Linked DNA regions of Homo sapiens: region 1 is linked to region 2. The links are chromatin loops, found by intact Hi-C in ENCODE. Cell type or tissue: CD4-positive, alpha-beta T cell. All regions are shown on one strand. Each heading gives the region's core, and the rest is flanking DNA. Links, peaks and the distances in the headings are about the cores only.

The links. Hi-C counts contacts between places; a loop is a spot of excess contacts. Peaks named below come from ENCODE experiments on the same cell type or tissue, not always from the same donor. Only the 100,000 strongest peaks of a DNase experiment are listed, where the experiment ranks them.
Region 1: it touches region 2 in a loop (4-fold over the local background); 3 of 110 quality-filtered maps call a loop at or near these places.

Annotation. Positions count from the first base shown.
Region 1 is chr6:33,529,552-33,537,551 of GRCh38, reverse strand. LOC107986537 (a long non-coding RNA gene) reads left to right here and starts at 1,565. Exons shown (of 3, transcript XR_001743876.1): 1 at 1,565-1,581. RefSeq lists an enhancer at 5,033-5,637. In CD4-positive, alpha-beta T cell, for the core only: no CTCF peak of the experiment used is centred there; a DNase peak (open chromatin) is centred at 4,001; H3K4me3 peaks cover 847 bases; H3K27ac peaks cover 616 bases.
Region 2 is chr6:33,448,243-33,459,152 of GRCh38, reverse strand. It overlaps SYNGAP1 (synaptic Ras GTPase activating protein 1), which reads right to left. Exons shown (of 19, transcript NM_006772.3): 19 at 5,464-7,393. The coding sequence ends at 7,247. It overlaps ZBTB9 (zinc finger and BTB domain containing 9), which reads right to left and starts at 4,577. Exons shown (of 2, transcript NM_152735.4): 1 at 4,378-4,577; 2 at 1,609-4,123. The coding sequence starts at 4,052. The coding sequence ends at 2,631. It overlaps SYNGAP1-AS1 (SYNGAP1 antisense RNA 1), which reads left to right and starts at 4,748. Exons shown (of 3, transcript NR_174954.1): 1 at 4,748-4,883. In CD4-positive, alpha-beta T cell, for the core only: no CTCF peak of the experiment used is centred there; a DNase peak (open chromatin) is centred at 4,672; H3K4me3 peaks cover 2,446 bases; H3K27ac peaks cover 2,065 bases.

The sequences.
Region 1 (8,000 bases), core at 1-8,000, 78 kb before region 2:
CTGGTCTCTTGGCCAGGCTGGTCTCGAACTCCTGACCTCGTGATCCGCCCGCCTCGGCCTCCCAAAGTCCTGTGATTACAGGCGTGAGCCACTGCACCTGGCCTGTGTATTTTTCTTTCTTTCTTTCTTTTTAAATCAAGGTGACTTTGCAGATCTAAGCAGACTTTTTTTTTCTTGCACACCTAATATGTGCCAGATACTGTTCTAAGATGCTTGGGATCATCAGTGAACAAAAAACAAAAACAAAAACAAAAATCCCTCCCCTCATGAGTTTAAATTCTAGAGGGCGGGTACTGTTGGATTTCACTGTGTGGTATCAATATACTAGCATCTGCTTAGCCATACTCTTATTCCAGTTTCAGTGAGTTCTGCCAGTTTGGATTGTGGCATAGACATTTTAACTTAGCTATATTTACAAGATAGCTTAAATAGTGTGGCTTTTTTAATTAAATAAATTTTCTGACTGGGCAAGGTGGCTCATGCCTGTAATCCCAGCACATGGGGAGGAGAGGCAGGAGGATCACTTGAGCCCAGGAGTGTTGGTACATATCTGTAGTCCCAGCTACTCAGGAGGCCGAGGCGAAGGCATTGCCTGAGCCCAGAACATTGAGGCTGCACTGAGCTATAATCACACCACTGCACTCCAGCCTGGGCAACCTCGCAAGATCCTGTCTCAAAAATAAAATAACAATACATAAATTTTTTTTTTTTTTGAGACAGAGTTTTGCTCTTGTTGCCCAGGCTGGAGTGCAATGGCGAGATCTCTGCTCACTGCAACCTCTGCCTCCCGAGTTCAAGCAATTCTTCTGCCTCAGTCTCCCAAGTAGCTGGGGTTACAGGCGCCCACCACCACACCTAGCTAATGTCTGTATTTTTAGTAGAAACGGTGTTTCACCATGTTGGCCAGGCTGGTCTCAAACTCCTGACCTCAGGCAATATGCCTGCCTCGGCCTCCCAAAGTGCTGGGATTACAGGCGTGAGCCGCTGCACCCGGCCAAAATTTTCTACTTATGTATGAAGAGCATGGAGAGTAGAGTAAGAAGACAAGAAGAAAAGGACACGTACACAACAGGACGCTACAGTTTTCTTAAATATTAAGTATGTTGGTTGCAGTGGCTTATGCTGTAATCCCAACACTTTGGGAAGCGGAGGCAGGCAGATCACTTGAGGCCAGAAGTTCAAGGCAAACCTTGGCAACATAGCAAGACTTCATCTCTACAAAATATTTTACAAACTAGCCAGGCATAGTGGCACGCCTGTAGTCCCAGCTACTCAGGAGGCTAAGGCTGAAGGACGGCTTGAGCCCAGGAGTTGGAGGTTAAGGTGAGCTAGGATTGAGCCACTGCACTCCAGCCTGGGCAACAGAATGGCACCTTGTCTCTGAAAAATAAATAAATAAATCTCATTTATCTTTTTCACTCAGTACTGTATTTAAAAAAAAATTTTTTTTTAATTTTATTTTAGAGATAGAAGTCTACCTCTGTTGCTCAAGCTGGTCTTGAACTCCTGGCCCCAAGTGATCCTCCTGCCTCAGCCTCCCAACTTGCTGGATTACAGGCATGAGCTGCTGCACCTGCCCAGGTACTGCATCTTAAAGAACCATCCCACAGAATTTGAGGGAAAGTGGTTTAAAAAAAAAAAATCCTTGTTGCTCTGTGTTCATCCTTCCCATGTTTCTAACTGCTGTAAAGTGTTTCACAGCAAATATCCTCCTTCATCCTCCTTCCTTTACCCATCTTCTTTCCAGGACAAGAGACAGGGTGCCAAGATCGTTCCAACTCCCTGTCCCACAGCTACAACTTATTCAAAAAAGTTCCCAGCCTGTAATCCCAGCACTTTGGGAGGCTGAGCCGAGGGGATCATTTGAGCCCGGGAGGTTGAGACCAGCCCAGGCAACATAGTAAGACCTCATCTCTACAAAAAATAAATAATAAAAAAATTAGCTGGGTGTAGTGGTGTACACCTGTAGTCCCAGCTACTTGGGAGGCTAAAGAGGAGGGATCACTTCAGCCCAGGGAGATTGAGGCTGCAGTGAGCAGTGATTGAGCCACTGCAATCCAGCTTTGGCAACAGCGAGATCCTGCCTCAAAAAAAAAAAAAAAACCCTACAAAACCCAACATGTGCCCTTAGGCCCTGTCCCTGGGTGCAGCCTTGCTGGGTCACAGGGCTTGTGGGCCTGTGGGTACTTATTTTACTTTAGTTATTGAGTCAGCTCTCCCTTCCCACTGGAGCACGGAAGGGCCCTGCATTCCCCTATTCTCCCCAGTGTATGGCACCATCCCACTTTCTAACTCGCCAGTCTCATAGATATAAAGTGGATCTCATTTTAATTTTGCATGTCTCTAATCATTTTGAGTATCTAATGATTTTGAGTATTTCTATATGATGATTAACTTTTTTGGTTTCCTTGACTGTAGATTGCCTGTTCATATCCTTTGCCAATTTTCCCATTGGAGTTGTTCTTGTCTGGTTAATTGGTGAGAGCTTCCAGATATTAACCTCTTGTCAGTTTTTTAATTGAGATATAATTCATATACCAAAACATTCACCCTTTCTAAAAATTTGTTTTATTTTTTTTAGAGGCAGTCTCACCATGTTGCCTAGGCTGGTTTCAAACTCCTGGGCTCAAGCGATCCTCCTGCCTCAGCCTCCGGAAGTGCTGGGATTACAGGTGTGAGCCACTGGGCCTGGCCTTCACCCTTTTAAAATATACAATTCAGTAGGGTTTTAAAGTTTATTTACAGAGTTGTGCAACCATCATCATAATCTTAGAACATTTTCATCATCTCCAAAAGAAGTCATGTACCCACTAGCAGCCGCTCCCTCTCCTCCCCTTTTCTTTTTTGAGACGGAGTTTTGTGCCTGTTGCCCAGGCTGGAGTGCAATGGCAAGATCTCTCTGCTCACTGCAACCTCTGCCTCCCAGGTTCAAGCGATTCTCCTGCCTCAGGAGAGAAACTCTGGAAACCACTAATTTACTGTCTCTACCATTTTGCCTATTCTAGACATTTTATATAAATGGACTCATACAGTATATGGCCTTTTGGGTCTTGCTCTCTCACCCAGGCTGGAGTGCAGTGGCACGATCATGGCTCACTGCAGCTTTGAACTCCTGGGTTCAAGCAATCCTCCTGCCTCAATCTTCCAAGTGGCTGGGTTACAGGTGTGCATCACCATGCCTAGCTGTTCCTTATTAGTTTTAAACATTTCATTTCCCCCCCCAGCATCAAGTATCTTGTCCACAATATCTACATTGAACAGAAATCCTTAATATTGATAAAATAAAATTCAGTTATGTTTCTTTTTCTTGGGATCTGTACTTTTGCATTTCTGGTTAAGAACTTCTTTACTCTTAGGCCGGGCGCGGTGGCTCACGCCTGTCATTCCAGCACCTTGGTAGGCCGAGGCGGGCCAATCACCAGGTCAGGAGATCAAGACTATTCTGGCTAACAGGATGAAACCCCATCTCTACTAAAAAAACACAAAAAATTAGCCGGGCGCAGTGGTGGGTGCCTGTAGTCCCAGCTACTAGGGAGGCTGAGGCAGGAGAATGGTGTGAACCCAGGAGGCAGAGCTTTCAGTGACCCGAGATCACGCCACCGCACTCCAGCCTGGGCAACAGAGCAAGACTATCTCAAAAAACAAAGAAACAAACAAAAAAAAACTTCTTTACTCTTAGGTGACAAAAATAGAGACTTACTGTTTTGCCCAGACTGGAGTTCAGTGGCACGATCATGGCTCACTGTAGCTTCAACCTCCTGGGCTCAAACAGTCCCCCACCTCATTCTCCTTCATAGGTGGGACTACAGGCACATGCCACTGTGTCCGGAGTTGGTGGGTTCTTGGTCTGACTGACTTGAAGAACGAAGCCGCGGACCCTCATGGTGAGTGTTACAGCTCTTAAGGTGGCACGTCTGGAGTCTGTTCCTTCTGATGTTCAGATGTGGTCGGAGTTTCTTTCTTCTGGTGGGTTTGTGGTCTCGCTGGCTCAGGAGTGAAGCTGTAGACTTTCGTGGTGAGTGTTACAGCTCTTAAGGCAGCGCGTCTGGAGTTGTTTTTCCTCCCGCTGACCTCGTGGTCTCGCCGGGCTCAGGAGTGAACCTACAGAGTGAACCTACAGATCTTCGCAGACAATGTTACAGCTCATGAAAGCAACGTGGACCCAAAGAGTGAACAGTAGCAAGATTTATTGCAAAGAACAAAAGAACAAAGAAACCTTCCACAGTGTTGAAGAAAACCCGAGTAGGTTGTCACTGCTGGCTCTGGCAGCCTGCTTTTATCCTCTTATCTGGCCCCACCCACATCCTGCTGATTGGTAGAGCCGAGCGGCCTGTTTTGTCAGGGCGCTGATTGGTGCGTTTACAATCCCTGAGCTAGATACAAAGGTTCTCCACATCCCCATCAGATTAGTTAGATACAGAGTTTTGACACACGGGTTCTCCAAGGCCCCACCAGAGCAGCTAGATACAGAGTGTCGATTGGTGCACTCACAAACCTTGAGCTAAACACAGGGTGCTGATTGGTGTATTTACAATCCCTGAGCTAGATATAAAGGTTCTCCAAGACCCCACCAGATGCAGCTAGATACAGTGTGGATTGGTGCATTCACAAACCTTGAGCTAAACACAGGATGGTGATTGGTGTATTTACAATCCCTGAGCTAGACATAAAGACTCTCCACGTCCCCACCAGACTCAGGAGCCCAGCTGGCTTCACCCAGTGGATCCCGCACTGGGGCTGCAGGTGGAGCTGCCTGCCAGTCCTGCGCCGTGCGCTCGCACTCCTCAGCCCTTGGGTGGTCAATGGGACTGGCCGCCCTGGAGCAGGGGGTGGTGCTCGTCCGGGAGGCTCGGGCGGCACAGGAGCCCATGGAGTGGGTGGGAGGCTCAGGCATGGCGGGCTGCAGGTCCTGAGCCCTGCCCCGCGGGAAGGCAGCTAAGGCCCAGCGAGAAATCGAGCACAGCGCCGGTGGGCCGGCACTGCTGGGGGACCCAGTACACCCTCCGCAGCCACTGGCCCGGGTGCTAAGTCCCTCATTGCCCGGGGCCAGCAGGGCTGGCTGGCTGCTCCGAGTGCGGGGCCCACCAAGCCCACGCCCACCTGGAACTTCAGCTGGCCCGGCAGCGCCGCAGGAAGCCCTGGTTCATGCTCGCGCCTCTCCCTCCATACCTCCCTGCAAGCTGAGGGAGTGGGCTCCAGCCTTGGCCAGCCCAGAAAGGGGCTCCCACAGTGCAGTGGGGGGCTGAAGGGCTCCTCAAATGCCGCCAAAGTGGGAGCCCAGGCAGGGGAGGTGCCGAGAGTAAGCGAGGGCTCTGAGGACTGCCAGCACGCTGTCACCTCTCACCACCATGCCTGGCTAATTTTTTTTTTTTTTTTTTTGAGACCAAGTCTCGCTCTGTCACCCAGGCTGGAATGCAGTGGCGCAATCTCGGCTCACTGCAACCTCTGCCCCCAGGGTTCTAGCAATTCTCCTACCTCAGCCTCCTGAGTAGCTGGGATTACAGGCGCCTGCCACCATGCCCGGCTAATTTTTTTTGTATTTGTAGTAGAGACGGGGTTTCGCCATGTTGGCCAGGCTGGGCTTGAACTCTTGACCTCAGGTGATCCACCTGTCTTGGCCTCCCAAAATGCTGGGATTACAGGCACAAACCACTGTGCCTGGCCTTTTTTTTTTTTTTTTTTAATTTTGTTATTGTCTGTCAACTTATACCTAACCAGCCAAGTTTTGCATTTTTTATAGAGATGGGGTTTTGCCATGTTGCTCAGACTGGTCTCAAACTCCTGAGCTCAAGTGATCCACCTGCCTTAGCCTCCCAAAGTGTTGGGATTACAGGCGTGAGCCACACAACCCAAAATATTATTTTTTATTTTCTCTTACATTTAAGTTTTTTTTTTTTTTTCTTGAGACGGATTCTTGCTCTGTCACCCAGGCTGGAGTGCAGTGGTGCGATCTCAGCTCACTGCAACCTCTGCCTCCTGGGTTCAAGCGATTCTCCTGCTTCAGCCTCCTGAGTAGCTGGGACTACAAGCGCGTGCCACCATCCAGCTAATTTTTTGTATTTTCAGTAGAGACGGGGTTTCACCGTTTTAGCCAGGATGGTCTTGATCTCCTGACGTCGTGATCCCAGCCTCCCAAAGTGCTGGGATTACAGGCGTGAGCCACCGCGCCCGGCCCTTAAGTTTTTAATCCATCTGGTTTCCTCTTGTACATGGTGTTGGGTAGGATCCAGTTTTATGTGCCTCTGGATAGTGAGCTAATCTTCCAGCGCTATATCCGAACAGTCCGTTCCTGTCTCAGTGATCTGTGCTGCCACTGTTATTCTGTATTAAGCTCCCACATATGTGTCTCTAGCTTCTCTTTTCTTTTATTCTTTTTCTAGATGAAGTCTTACTCTGTTGCCCAGGCTGGAGTGCAGTGGCGCAATCTTGGCTCACTGCAACCTCCACCTCCTGGGTTCAAGTGATTCTCCTGCCTCAGCCTCCCAAGTAGCTGGGACTACATGCATGCACTATCAGGCCTGGCTAATTTTTTGTATTTAGTAGAAACAGGGTTTCACCATGTTGGTCAGGCTGGTCTCCAACTCCTGACCTCAGGTGATCCACCCCCCTCAGCCTCCCAAAGTGCTGGGATTACAGGGGTGAGCCACCATGCCCAGCCAATATTTTTTAGTTTTGCTAGTGTGAATAGAATATTTTTTTGGGGGGGTTATATTTCTAGTTGATTTTTTGCTGATGTGGAAATAAATGTTATTGCTTGATTTTTTTATCCAGCTACTTTGCTAAATTCTCTTATTAGCAATAATAATTTATCTCTAATCATTTTTTTATTGTTGTTGATTCTGGTTTATTTTCTTTCTTTATTTTTCTTTATTTTTTTGAGATGGAGTCTCACCCTGTCACTCAGGCTGGAGTGCAGTGGTGCAATCTCAGCTCACTGCAGCCTCAGCCTCCCAGGTTCAAGTGATCCTTCCACCTCAGCCTCCCAAGTAGCTGGGATTGCAGGTGCCTGCCATCATGCCTGGCTAATTTTTGTATTTTTAGTAGAGATGGGGTTTCACCATGTTGGCCAGGCTGATCTTGAACTCCTGGCCTCAAGTGATCCACCCACCTTGGCCTCCCAGAGTGCTGGAATCAAAGGTGTGAGCCACTGCACCTAGCCTATTTTCTTTCTTTCTTTCTTTCTTTTTTTTTTGGTTGAGATGGAGTTTCACTCTGCTGCCCAGGCTGGAGCACTGTGATGTGATCTCAGCTCACTGCAATCTTCACCTCCCAAGTAGCTGGGACTACAGGCAGGCACCACCACACCTGGCTAATTTTTGGATTTTTAATAGAGATGGGGTTTCATGGTGTTGCCCAGGCTGGTCTCGAACTGCTGATTTCAAGTGATCTGCCCGCCTCAGCCTCCCAAAGTGCTGGAATTACAGGCATGAACCACCACGCCTGGCCCAATTCTGGTTGATTTTCTGTATAATTAGATATCTGCAAATAATGAATTTGCCTCTTTTTTTTTTTTTTTTTTTTTGAAATGGAGTCTCGCTCTGTCACCAGGCTGGAGTGCAGTGGCGCGACCTTGACTCGCTGCAACCTCTGCCTCCTGGATTCAAGTGATTCTCCTGTCTCAGCCTCCCGAGTAGCTGGGATTACAGGCATGTGCCACCACGCCCTGCTAATTTTTGTATTTTTAGTAGAGACAGGGTTACACCATGTTGGCCAGAATGGTCTTGATCTCTTGACCTCGTGATCTGCCCGCCTCGGCCTCCCAAAGTGCTGGGATTATAGGCATGAGCCACCGCACCTGGCCTTGCCTCTTGGTTTTGTTTGTTTGAGACAGAGTCTCACTCTGTTGCCCAGGCAGGAGTACAGTGGCATAATCATGAGTCACTGCAGCCTTGGCCTCCTAGGCTCAACTGATTCTCTCATCTCAGCCTTCCAAGTAGCTGGGACCACAGGCACACACCACCGTGCCCAGCTAAGTTTTGTAATTTTTGTAGCGATGGGGT
Region 2 (10,910 bases), core at 1-8,000:
TGACCCCTCTTCATCCCCTTTCCCAATAAGTTCACAGTCCTTATCATGGGGATGGGATCATGGCATGGCTCTTTTGAGACACTGTCAAATCCCAGCTAGAATTTACCTTCTTAGCCACAGTCACATTTTTCAGACCCTTCTGAGTGCCATACCTCATAACTTTCAGAAACAAACTTTGGGGAAGGCTATCACCCCTGGCCCTATACTTCTCAGTTCGACTCCTCTGTTTACCATCTCCGTGTCAGTTCAGCCACCCACACCCATGACCACACTGTGGCACATGGAAGCTGTGTTTGTGAAACCTCTGCTGACCTAGAGAAGGTCTTTACTTAGCTTTCTTTGTGCCATTCAAGTGGTTTGTACTGCCCACTATCATCAACTTATCCTATCACGTTGTAATGGCTTGTCTATCTTTGGTAATACCTGTGAACCCTTTAAGGGCAGTGTATTAATCAGGGTCTAGCATAGTGCTTTGCACTGAATGTTTGTAGAACAACCAACCAAACACAGAGAACACAGGAAGTTGGGGAATATTATAAAGATCATGTGAACCAGCCAGGTGCGGTGGCTCATGCCTGGAATCCCAGCACTTTGGGCGGCTGAGGCAGAAGTATCACTTGAGCTTGGGAGTTCGAGACCAGCCTGGGCAACATAGTGAGACCTTGTCTCTAAAATAATAATAGACTGGGTGCAGTGGCTCAGGCCTGTAATCCCAGCACTTTGGGAGGCCCAGGTGGGTGGATCACCTGAGGTCAGGAGTTCAAGACCAGACTGGCCAACATGCTAAAACCCCATCTCTCCTAAAAATACAAAATTAGCCAGGCGTGGTGGCACACACCTGTAGTCCCAGCTACTTGGGAGGCTTAGGCAGGAGAATCGCTTGAACCCAGGAGGTGAAGGTTGCAGTGAGCCAAGATCACGTCACTGTACACCAGCCTAGGCGACAGAGCAAGACTCCGTCTCAAAAAATAAATAAATAATAATAAAAAGATAAGTGAACCAACCTCTTTTAAAAAGGAAAACAGAACCAGTTAGGTGTTCCACACCACTCTACCAAAAAAAGTACTAGTTCAGATTTTAAAACGTAAGGCAGGCCAGGTGCAGTGGCTCATGCCTGTAATCCCAGCACTTTGGAAGGCTGAGGCAGGCGGATCATGAGGTCAGGAGATCCAGACCATCCTGGCTAACACGGTGAAACCCCGTCTCTACTAAAAATACAAAAAACTTAGCCAGGCATGGTGGCGGATGCCTGATAACCCCAGCTACTCAGGAGGCTGAGGCAGGAGAATCACTTGGACCCGGGAGGCAGAGGTTGCAGTGAGCATGCGATTGTGCCACTGCACTCCAGCCTGGGCAACAGAGTGACACTCTATCTCAAAAAAACAAAACAAAACAAAACAGTAAGGCAACCTACTGAAGGTTATTAAGTAGCAGGTCAGGGCCTAAGTCCAGAAGAGTGTTCTTGGCACCATCCAAGGAATGGGTGTGATACCATCCCATTCCTTCCCCATCAACATAACCTAGCCACCTAAGGAACACACCCAAGGCTCTGCAGCTCCATTCTCACATTCTCTCCCACACAAATTACTCAATCCAGTCCACTGTCAGTTTAGGTTTCAGGGCACAGTTTATTAAAAAATTTTAAGTAACTGCAAGTCCCACCCCCGATTCCAGTATCTGTCCCCTCCATATCTCAACAGAGGGGCTGTCTATCATATGTGGGTGGGATGGGAAAGGAAGAGGTATGGTCCTACTATGCAAGTTACTCTCCAGCCTTCAGCTTGTGCTGTCCCAAACCTGAGTCCCTCTGACCAAGGTAAGTTGTTCAGAGAGCAGTGGTGCCACCCTGACAGCACTTTAGGACAGTGCCATCTCCTGAGATCACTAGTCACATTCCAGTCATTGTGACCAATATATTAGTTATCAGTGGTGGTCAAAGGTAGACCAGAGGCACAGGCTGTTGAGGGAAGACCCTCTATTAAAGAAGGTTCTAAGAATGAAACATGGAATGCTCAACTTGTTAAAGTGCTCAGCTACAACATTAAAAAAGTGTCGGGAAGGTGTCTATTGGTGAGAAAGCAAGGTACAATCTGAGGGGCTCCTGGAAAGATACAATTTTAAAAGTACACAAAAGGACTTCTGCTTAAATCATTCCAGCAATGAGAGAAAAAAGCTTAGAGCTTAGCCTCTGAATTACTTAAGCTGTAAATCAAATGTATCTCTAGGTGGAGACCAACTCCTTCAATTCCTCATGGAGACGGAATAAAACATTTACCACTGTCTTTTGCTCTAACTCTTCTCTCACTAAATAATTGAAAATCTGGTTTCCTTAATGGACATCACCACCACAAAAATGTCCACCATGGGCAAGTGATCAACTTAAGTATGAATGGCCTATAAACCACTTTCCTGCAGGGTTGGCTAGCCAAAACCTGGAGTGGGACGAGAAATTTGAGTTTCCACATCTGCCAGGCTGAGAGGCCCATATCTAAGAACAAGAGGTCCATAATGTATCTATTCTCTTGGCATGATTACAAGATCCATGACTGGTGTGCCATGGCAGTGAGGGAAAAGTATCCATCAGCAGCAGTGGTTATCTTGTTCTAGAAGCTAGTGTATAGCCTCAGCAGTCACTTGTAAGTCCAGTGGGCAGTGGCCCAGCCCTGGCCCTTGCATAGGTCCCGGTGGCGGAGAAAACAGGCATGGACTCGGAACCGACGGCCACAGTGGGGACAGGCATGCAGGGCTCCAGCATGGGTCTTCATGTGCTCTGTCAGATGGTGCTTCAGCTTGAAGCGCTTGTTGCAGATGCCACAGCCAAAAGGCCGAAGGCTGAAGGTCAGCATGATGTGCCGGTCACGCTTTGGCTTCACTGCAAACCGCTTCCCACACAGGCAACCAAAGCGTTTTCCATCTGCAGGGGGTGTCCCCCCTAGCTTCACAGGCCCATGCACGGCCTGGCCTGCTCCCCCAGGTCCTCCACCCCCTGACAGGATTTCATTCCCATGAAGATCCACTGGTTTCCAGGATGGACCCCCTCCCCCAGATGTTGGCCCTGGCCCTGAAGGCAACAAGAACCCTAGCTCCCCATTCCCTTCAGTGTCCCCTCCAGAAAACACTTTGGTTTCCTCCTTTGCTCCTCCAGGCTGAGTTCCGCTTCCTGATATCTCCTCCTTAGGCTCGAAGGGTTCCTGCTTAATGTAGAAGATTTTGGGGGGCAGTGCAGGAGGGGCAGGAAGCTCAAGTGGTGCACTCTCACCCTCTGGAAGCTTTCGGGGAGTAGCAGTCATGGGCAGTGGGTGGGGTCCATGAGGACGGGGAAAAACCCCTGATACTCTCTGGGGCTGAGGAGTCTGAGAGAGTGTGGCTGACCCCTGGTCCTCATCATCATCATCTTCCTCCTCCTCCTCTTCTTCTTCCACCTGAATTTGCAGCACTTCTCCCAGTTCACTTCCCTCCCCTCCCACAGGGCTCTCAGTGGAAGCAGGGCTTTCAGTAGAAGCAGAGGACTGTACTGGGGTCTGGAAAGGCGAAGAGCGAATGCACCAGCCTCCTGTAGAGGATGTAGTGGAAAGAAGGGCATGGTAGGAGTTTCCTCCACGGGCTGAAATTCCACCACCTGAAGTTTCTAATTCTCTAAGAATTTCTGAGCACTGATCTACTACCTGCCACATTTGAAGGCCACTGGCCACAAGGAGATGAGCAGGAAGAGCATCCAGTGGCAGGCGGAGACGCCCTGAATAAATGAGCTGGAGCAGCCCCTCGAAGGCATCGGCTTCAATGACACTCGGTAGAGTGAGACGAGGCGCATCCCCCAGAAGCAGCTTGTCATGGAAGTAAGGAGAGGCAGCAGCTAACACTGCTTTATGAGCCCTAAGTTCCCGGCCCTGCACCAGGAGGGACACATCACAGAACTTTCCCTCTAGCCTGTGGCGGTTCAGAGATTCCAGCAGAGACGAGCTATGCTGTGGGAACTCGATCTGGATTGTCCGTGGGGCTGGGTTGCAGGTCGGGGAGGCGGGTACAGGCGGCAAAGGTGTTGGGGTTTCCATGGCCTCCTCGAAGGTGACAAGAATTGGGAAGAGGAGAAGGGCTTGGGGGTAGACTCCACGCGGGATGAAGGCTGCAGAGGAAAAAGATGGAGGTCACAGAAGCCCTGGATAAAGGGAGCCACATCTTCTCAAACAACCCCCTCCCCACGAGCAATAACTGGAAACTTTTAAGTCAGTGGCGGTTTCTGCAAATCAGTCCCGCACACCAAGAAAGCAAAAACAAACAACAACAACAACCACCACCACTAAACACCAACAGGGGTTTTAACTTCCAGCCCCTGTGGAAGATAAGAAGGAGGTCCTTCAGCCACCAGCCTGCCTTCACCTGCCCAGAACAGCTCCTGCCCCGCCGCTCCGTTCCGCCTCACAGTGCCCACAGAGGTCTGCTCCCGGGAAGCCGCGGTCACCCGGACACCGCGAGTCCCGGCCCGATTGTCCTTCCCGCCGACACGCCCCCGCCGTTACACACGCGGCGCTGCCCTCGCAGTTACAGTGCCGCTACAGCTCCGTCCCAGACCGGAAGCCGCCGCCTCCCCGCCGGACACCGTCGCCAAGTGCGGCGGGCGGAGCTAGAGCCGTAGCCAATCGAGGAACGGCAGCCTACAAGCCTCGTGTTGATTGGCTACTGCAGACGAGGAGGGCGGTGCTAGTAGGAGGGCACAGGCCCAGGGTGTCCTCGCAACGGGCGTCCCGGGGAGCTGCTGAAGTCCTCCCCGCTGCAGAGGACCGAGAGGCAGGGCCCGGGAGAGAACAGCCCGGTCGGAGGGGGTGGGCCGTCAGCCGCCCCGGAAAGCTGCGTTTCCCGGTGATTAAGTGTAGCACCCGCCCCCGGTAGGTCCTGAGAGGGGCGAGATTAGTTGGGTACTTACCATGTGGGCCTGGCACTTGCCCACATCACTTTGTGTCTTCCCACCGGCCCTGCGAGGGTGGGGGTTGCCGTCCTCAGTTTCCAGGCGGGGGAAACGGGCTGGAAGCGTCACTCAGCTAATAGTAGTGGACCTGGGACTGGAACTCAGATTTGCTAAGGAACCAGGCAGGTTCTTTCCTGTTTTCTGCACGGGAGCATTTTAACCAGCAATTAAAGAAACCTTATTTCTAGGTAATTTTTAAAAGAGATAAATGTGGATATATACATGAACTCTTTTATCAGATAACGCCGCTGTTCCTGGCCTCGGACTAAGTGACACAGTGGTGAGGGGAGAGTTAGATTGGAGAAGTTTGGCCGGTGCAAAACTCCTGCTCTAAAATATAAAAAATCTCATTGGGAGGGGAGAGTGACATTCTATGAGGAGAGTGTGGCATCAGGTGGGGATATACGGTTTTCCTCTCAGGCTGTCAGCTTCCTTTCAGAAAGCAGATCTTACCACCGTACAGGTCTGGAGAGCCCTGCCTAAGAAAGTCGGCACAGCGATAAAAGAACAATCTCCGTTTATTAAACATGTTTTTTTCTGTTTCACCACACACTCCAGAAAAAAAGGAAATGGGGCTGGGAGTGGAGAAAAGGGGACAGTGAGGGGGGATAGATAAGGCTGGGAGTGGGGTGGGGAGGGAGAACGAGAAAACAAAATAAAACAGGTAGGAAGAGCAACTCCCTACCCTTGAGGTGGTGGGTGGGGAGGGAAGCAGAGGGGCGGGGGGGGAGGGGGCCAGGAAGCTCTGTACAGAAGGGTTGCCCCCAGCCCACACACACACACCCCGGATATGTACAGTACAAACCCCAGATAATTACAACAGCCAAAGAAGAGAGAAGGAAGGTTGGGGAGGGTCCAGGGGTAGGGCCTGAGGTGGGGAAAGGGCACAGGGATAAAATTTCACATATTTACAACTTTTATATAAGTATAAATTTGGCCCCGGCTGGGTGTATGTGTAGGGGGATGGGACTGAAGGGGAACTGTCCATACAAAAGAAAGAGGAGTAGAGTCTAGGAGAGTCTCAATACCAAACGCAAAAGGATGAAGGGGGCAAGGCTGGGTAGGGGACAGCAGTCAGGGAAGAGGGGGTGCCAAGGAGGGGCTTCTCCCCTCCCATGGCCTACCCACCCCAAACCCCATCCATCCTACCTCCCCTATCCCGCCAGAAAACTATGTACAGAGAAACACCGAAAAATCGTGGAGCTGGCGGGAGGGAGGGAGGTGGAAGGAGATTGGGAGGGGGAGGATGAGAGGGAAGCCCAGCCCTGTCCTACCTCCCCCAGGGGACAGAGTCATGGAAGGGGGCCCCCCAACACCCCTCCTCCAACACAGGTCCCCCCACCCTGGGGGAGAGAGACATGGCTTTTCCTAGAGTAAGTTCCCCCCTCCCCCTGGGAGTAGAGACCAAGAAGAGAGAAGGAAGGGGCAGAGGGGACTGTGTGTCAGAGTAGGACAGATCAACTAGCCTGTCCTCCCAACATACACACCCTCCTAAACCCTGACCCCTCACCCTAACCTCAATTCCACCCCACCCAACACACTGGGGGAGGGGGGGGCATAAGCCCCCTCACCCCGCTCTGGGACCAGCCGAGAGCAGATCAGGTGTGGGGAGAAGGGGAGACAACTCCCATTCCCCCCTTGCCGCCCCCTCCCTGCCCCGGTGGCCCCCTCCACCCCATCTGGGTTCTGGGTGGGGAGGGAGTAAATTTAAGAGTGGTAGAAGGAGAAGGAGTTTGTGCGTGCTGAGCCCCCCCAGACGCTCCTGAGAAATCAAGGGGTAATAGGGCCCCCTCACCCGGGGTCCCCTCCCCATAACAAGGGGGGCAGGGGAGGCCAAAATGGGGCGGTGGAGGGGAGTTAGATTGTCAGCTCTGGTTACTGCTAAAAAAATCACCCTGAAGTTGAAAGTTTGGAGGTGCCACACCCCCAGGGTGGGGGTGAGGGTCTGTCCCCCAGTGCTCAGGGGAACGATGAGGCAGAGGATGGGGATAGCACCCCGGAGTGAAGGGGTCTGTACGGGGTAGGCGGTGTCCTGGGGCAAGGGTCCCTGGGGGTCAAAGAGAGGGCAGCACCCCAATGGGAAGGAAAAGGGGGCGGCTGAGGGTCCCCACTCTCCCTCCTGGAAATGGTGCAGTGGTGGGGGTGGGCAATCAGTGTGCCTCCCAGGGAGGCATTCGGGGAGGCAATCCCGCTGTTCCTCGGTGATGTCCAATCCTGGTGGTTGGTGCTGTTACAGGGTGGGGTGCACAGGAAAGGAAGAGAAGGTCTCTGATGCTGGGTGGGCTAGTGGTCTGCGGTGTTTCGGAACTCGCCGTTCTCCGTAATCTGCAGCCGGGGTGGGGGTGGTGGGGCTGGGGGGGCCAGGCCATTCCACGGTGGGGCCAGCGTCACACGCGGGTTTGTTGGACCCAAGGGGGGAAGCTGCCTCTCCTGCAAGACACCAAAAAGGAGAGCGCGGACTTATTGAGACGCTTCAAGGGGGCCTGGATGCCAGTCCCCTAGCAGTGGCCTCCCCTATAGCCAGCCCACACCACAAGCCATGGACCACCCCCTCCTCCCAGGACAGTCCCCACCATCCTCCTATTTTGTTTCTCACCTGCAGTAGAAGTTAACGTCCTCTGGGATCAGAGAGAAGAGAATCTCACCCCTAGACTCCTAACAGGGGCCTTCAAGCCTTTAACCCAGAGTGTCACACCAGGAAACCAGATCAAAACAGCAAGTTCCCACCGCACCCCCAACCTAACCCTTCTCTGGCTTCACCTGTGTATATTCCTTGCCCATCCCACCCTCCTCCTCTTGAAACCCCCTCCCACCCATCCCCAATCCGAGGTGGGAACTTCATGTTGAGGAATAAGGGGAGGCAGTACAGCAAAACCTCATTAATCCAAACCCCTGTGGATTTGGAATTTCTTCATAATCTGAAGAAAAACTGAGCTTGCATTTTCCTTTATCTGTGAAGAAAAGGTGTACTAAGCAAATTAGTGGTGGAAATATGTCTGTAGGAGGGGATATTTAACCCATACCAGAAAACAGACTTTTGAATCCTATCTATTCATTAATGCATGCTCCCTGAGGAGTGGAAAAAGCCTTGTTCATCGAGTTCTGTATATATTTTGAAGACATGCATTTCATTAAATAGACACTGTCATTCCGTTTGTCACTTATTCACAGTGGCCATCTTCTCAAATATAACATTCCAAATTAGAGAGAGGTTTAACTGTACTGGGGGGAAAGGAAGGGGATTCAGGGAAGTGATATGGGAAGGGAAAAATCTTGTGGGAGGGCTGCCCCTCTCTCTCACAATTATGGCGGAAATGACTAGGAGCTTCTGCAGACACAGCATGCCCCAATCTCTGCATCCCTGGGAAGCAGAAACTGGCTTTATTCTTTTCCACTCCCATCTTCTTTTCAGTCCTTCTCCCTGGGCTCCCAATTAGAGGGTGAGGGGTACCAGACCAGCTCCTACCCCTGGTTCTACTCTCATCACCTCCTATAGCTCCTTGACCAACTCCTGGTTCCTGCCCTTAGCTCCGCCTTCTGTTCCTCTGCTGGGAGAAAAGAAAGCCATCTGAATTTCCCTACGCTTCTGGTTGGGAAATTCACTTCCTTCTCTCTTTGGCTGTTGTAATTATCTGGGGTTTGTACTGTACATGTCCGTGTGTGTGTGTGTGGGCTGGGGGCAACACTTGGCTTTTTAAAATTCAGGCTCAAAACTAATTTCTAATTAATGGCTGAGTTGCAGAGAGACCAATACCTACCACAAGTGGTTTAGAACAAATGTCCAAATTATTTCCTGGGCCACATGGCATTTAGGCTTGGTAATATAGCTATGTCTGACCTTAGGATACAAAACCTTCCAAGTAAAAGCTTCTATATAAGCTCTCCCTTCCATCCTAGGATCAAGGAGCTAACCTCTCAGATCACCCAAACCCCAGCCTTGGGTATGAGATACCCAGCAAAACTGCCTTCTTAGCTTGCTGGGTATCTCACACATTTTCTGCAAGTCAGTGAGAGGAAATCACTTATGGTAGGGTATCCTGAGTATGGCGGGAGAGCAGGGAAGGAACCCCCAGATTCCATTCCCTCTGTTTGTCTGCTGGTGACAGCACATAAGCATGCCCTGGACACCCCCATGGACCCAAATTTAGAAAGTGGATAAATTAGGGTGCCATTATTCATTTTACAAAAGAATTCACTGCAGGAGTCCTTTAAATGGCAAAGTCCCCTGGTGCCTTTTAGCATCTTTATAGATCACCAGCTACTTTGACAGAGAGGCTGGGCAGGCAGAGAATTAAAATTACAGTGTAAGGAGCCACTGCCCACTGCAGCTCAATCCCAAAGAAAATCGCATCTCAGAAATGATGGCTATAGCTGACAGGTTCTCATTTACTGGCTTTTTAGGTAGGGTGATGTGTCCGGCAAGGCCACTCGATGGCAGGAGAGGGGGAGTGAGTGGCATCAGCAACCTGGGGATGTGAGCTGTGAAGAGTACATTCTTTACCATGCTGTTCCTGGCACCTCTCCCTGGGAATCAACATGCCTACTGAGCCCACGATCTGATCTAGGAGGATGTCTCTCCCCATTTCTAAACTCCCAGGCCACATGATCAAGTCCATGTCCTAACATCTGCCTGAGGTTCCTTTCTTGCTCCTTCTTGTTCCATCCACCCTGCCTAATGTCAGGACATCTCAATAGCATTTTTTCCAGGGTATCTCAAGTCTCCCTGAGTTAACTACCCACTCCTAATTCCCACCCAATGGGGGCTAATATGAGCTTCAGATGCCTTCTGCCTCACAGATATAAGGAGGAGGAAGAGAGAGAATCAGGTGAGGAGTGGAAAGGAGGGTAGAGAACCAAGATTAGGGAAGGAAGAGGGAAACCCAACCTACCTGCTGCAGTCAGCACAGCCCCTATAGCCAAGATCCTCCAACCCATCATTGCCTCCACCCCATTAACAAACCCACCCCCAGCCCCTAAGGACGCTCTGGTGAAATGGGGGGTGACAGACATACACTGGAGAGGTAGAGGAAGAGGAGGGCTTAGAGTCAGGAGGAGGCTGGGAGGGGGTGGGTTTTGCAGGGAAGTGGGTGTGACCTGTGAATGTGCTGGGCCCATCTAGGGCCCAACTCTTGGTGTTGCTAAGGTATTGTTGGACAGTTCTGGGAAGCAGCAGCAAATGCTCTCTTTGGGTGGTGTCTTGGGAGATGGATCTGTGCAGGTGTCGGAGGGCTGGAGTCTGTGGAGGTTCTCTGGGTGTGGAGGGCAGCAGTGAGAGGGGAGAGGCTCCGGAGGTGTTGGAGGGAGTGGGCTTCACGACCAACCTGCAGTGGTCCGGAGTCACCTCCCCCTGTGTCCTCCGCCCGTGGCCAAAGCGGAACCAGGAGAATTACCTGATGAGGAGCTGCAGTGGGAGAGAGTGGGGTCATGGGGTCAGGAGCCTTGGTGGGGGGATGGCAGGCGGGGGGAGCCTAGCAGTCAGAGCAAAGAGGAGTATGGGTAGGAAAATGAGCAGAATTTTGGGAAAGCAAGGGGTAAGGGTGCAGAAGGGAGGTCCTAGAAGCTGGCTTGTGAGAAGAGAGGCTGGGCAGCAGGCAGCTGGGAAGGTCTGAGGGCCAGAGTGGGAGGGAGGCCAGAGGGAGGCTGGACTTAAATACTGAGGGCAAAGGGAGGTTACAGGATGGAAGGCCTTCAAGATCTGAAGAGTCAGGAAGAGGAAGCTATGCAGGAGCTGCCAAGGAGACAGGAAAATTAGGGAGCCAAGAGAACAGAGGTGATGGGTCCCCAAGTTTTCAGGGTACCGGCCAGGGCCTGGAGAAACTACAGATCATACTGCCCTGTGCTCTATTCCAGAAAACGGCAGCTTCTAGCCCTCTGGCCCAAGAGCGCAGAGGAAGCTGAACAACGTGGCTTGAATAGGAGTGAGCAAAGAAGGGGCAGGGGTTCTTGG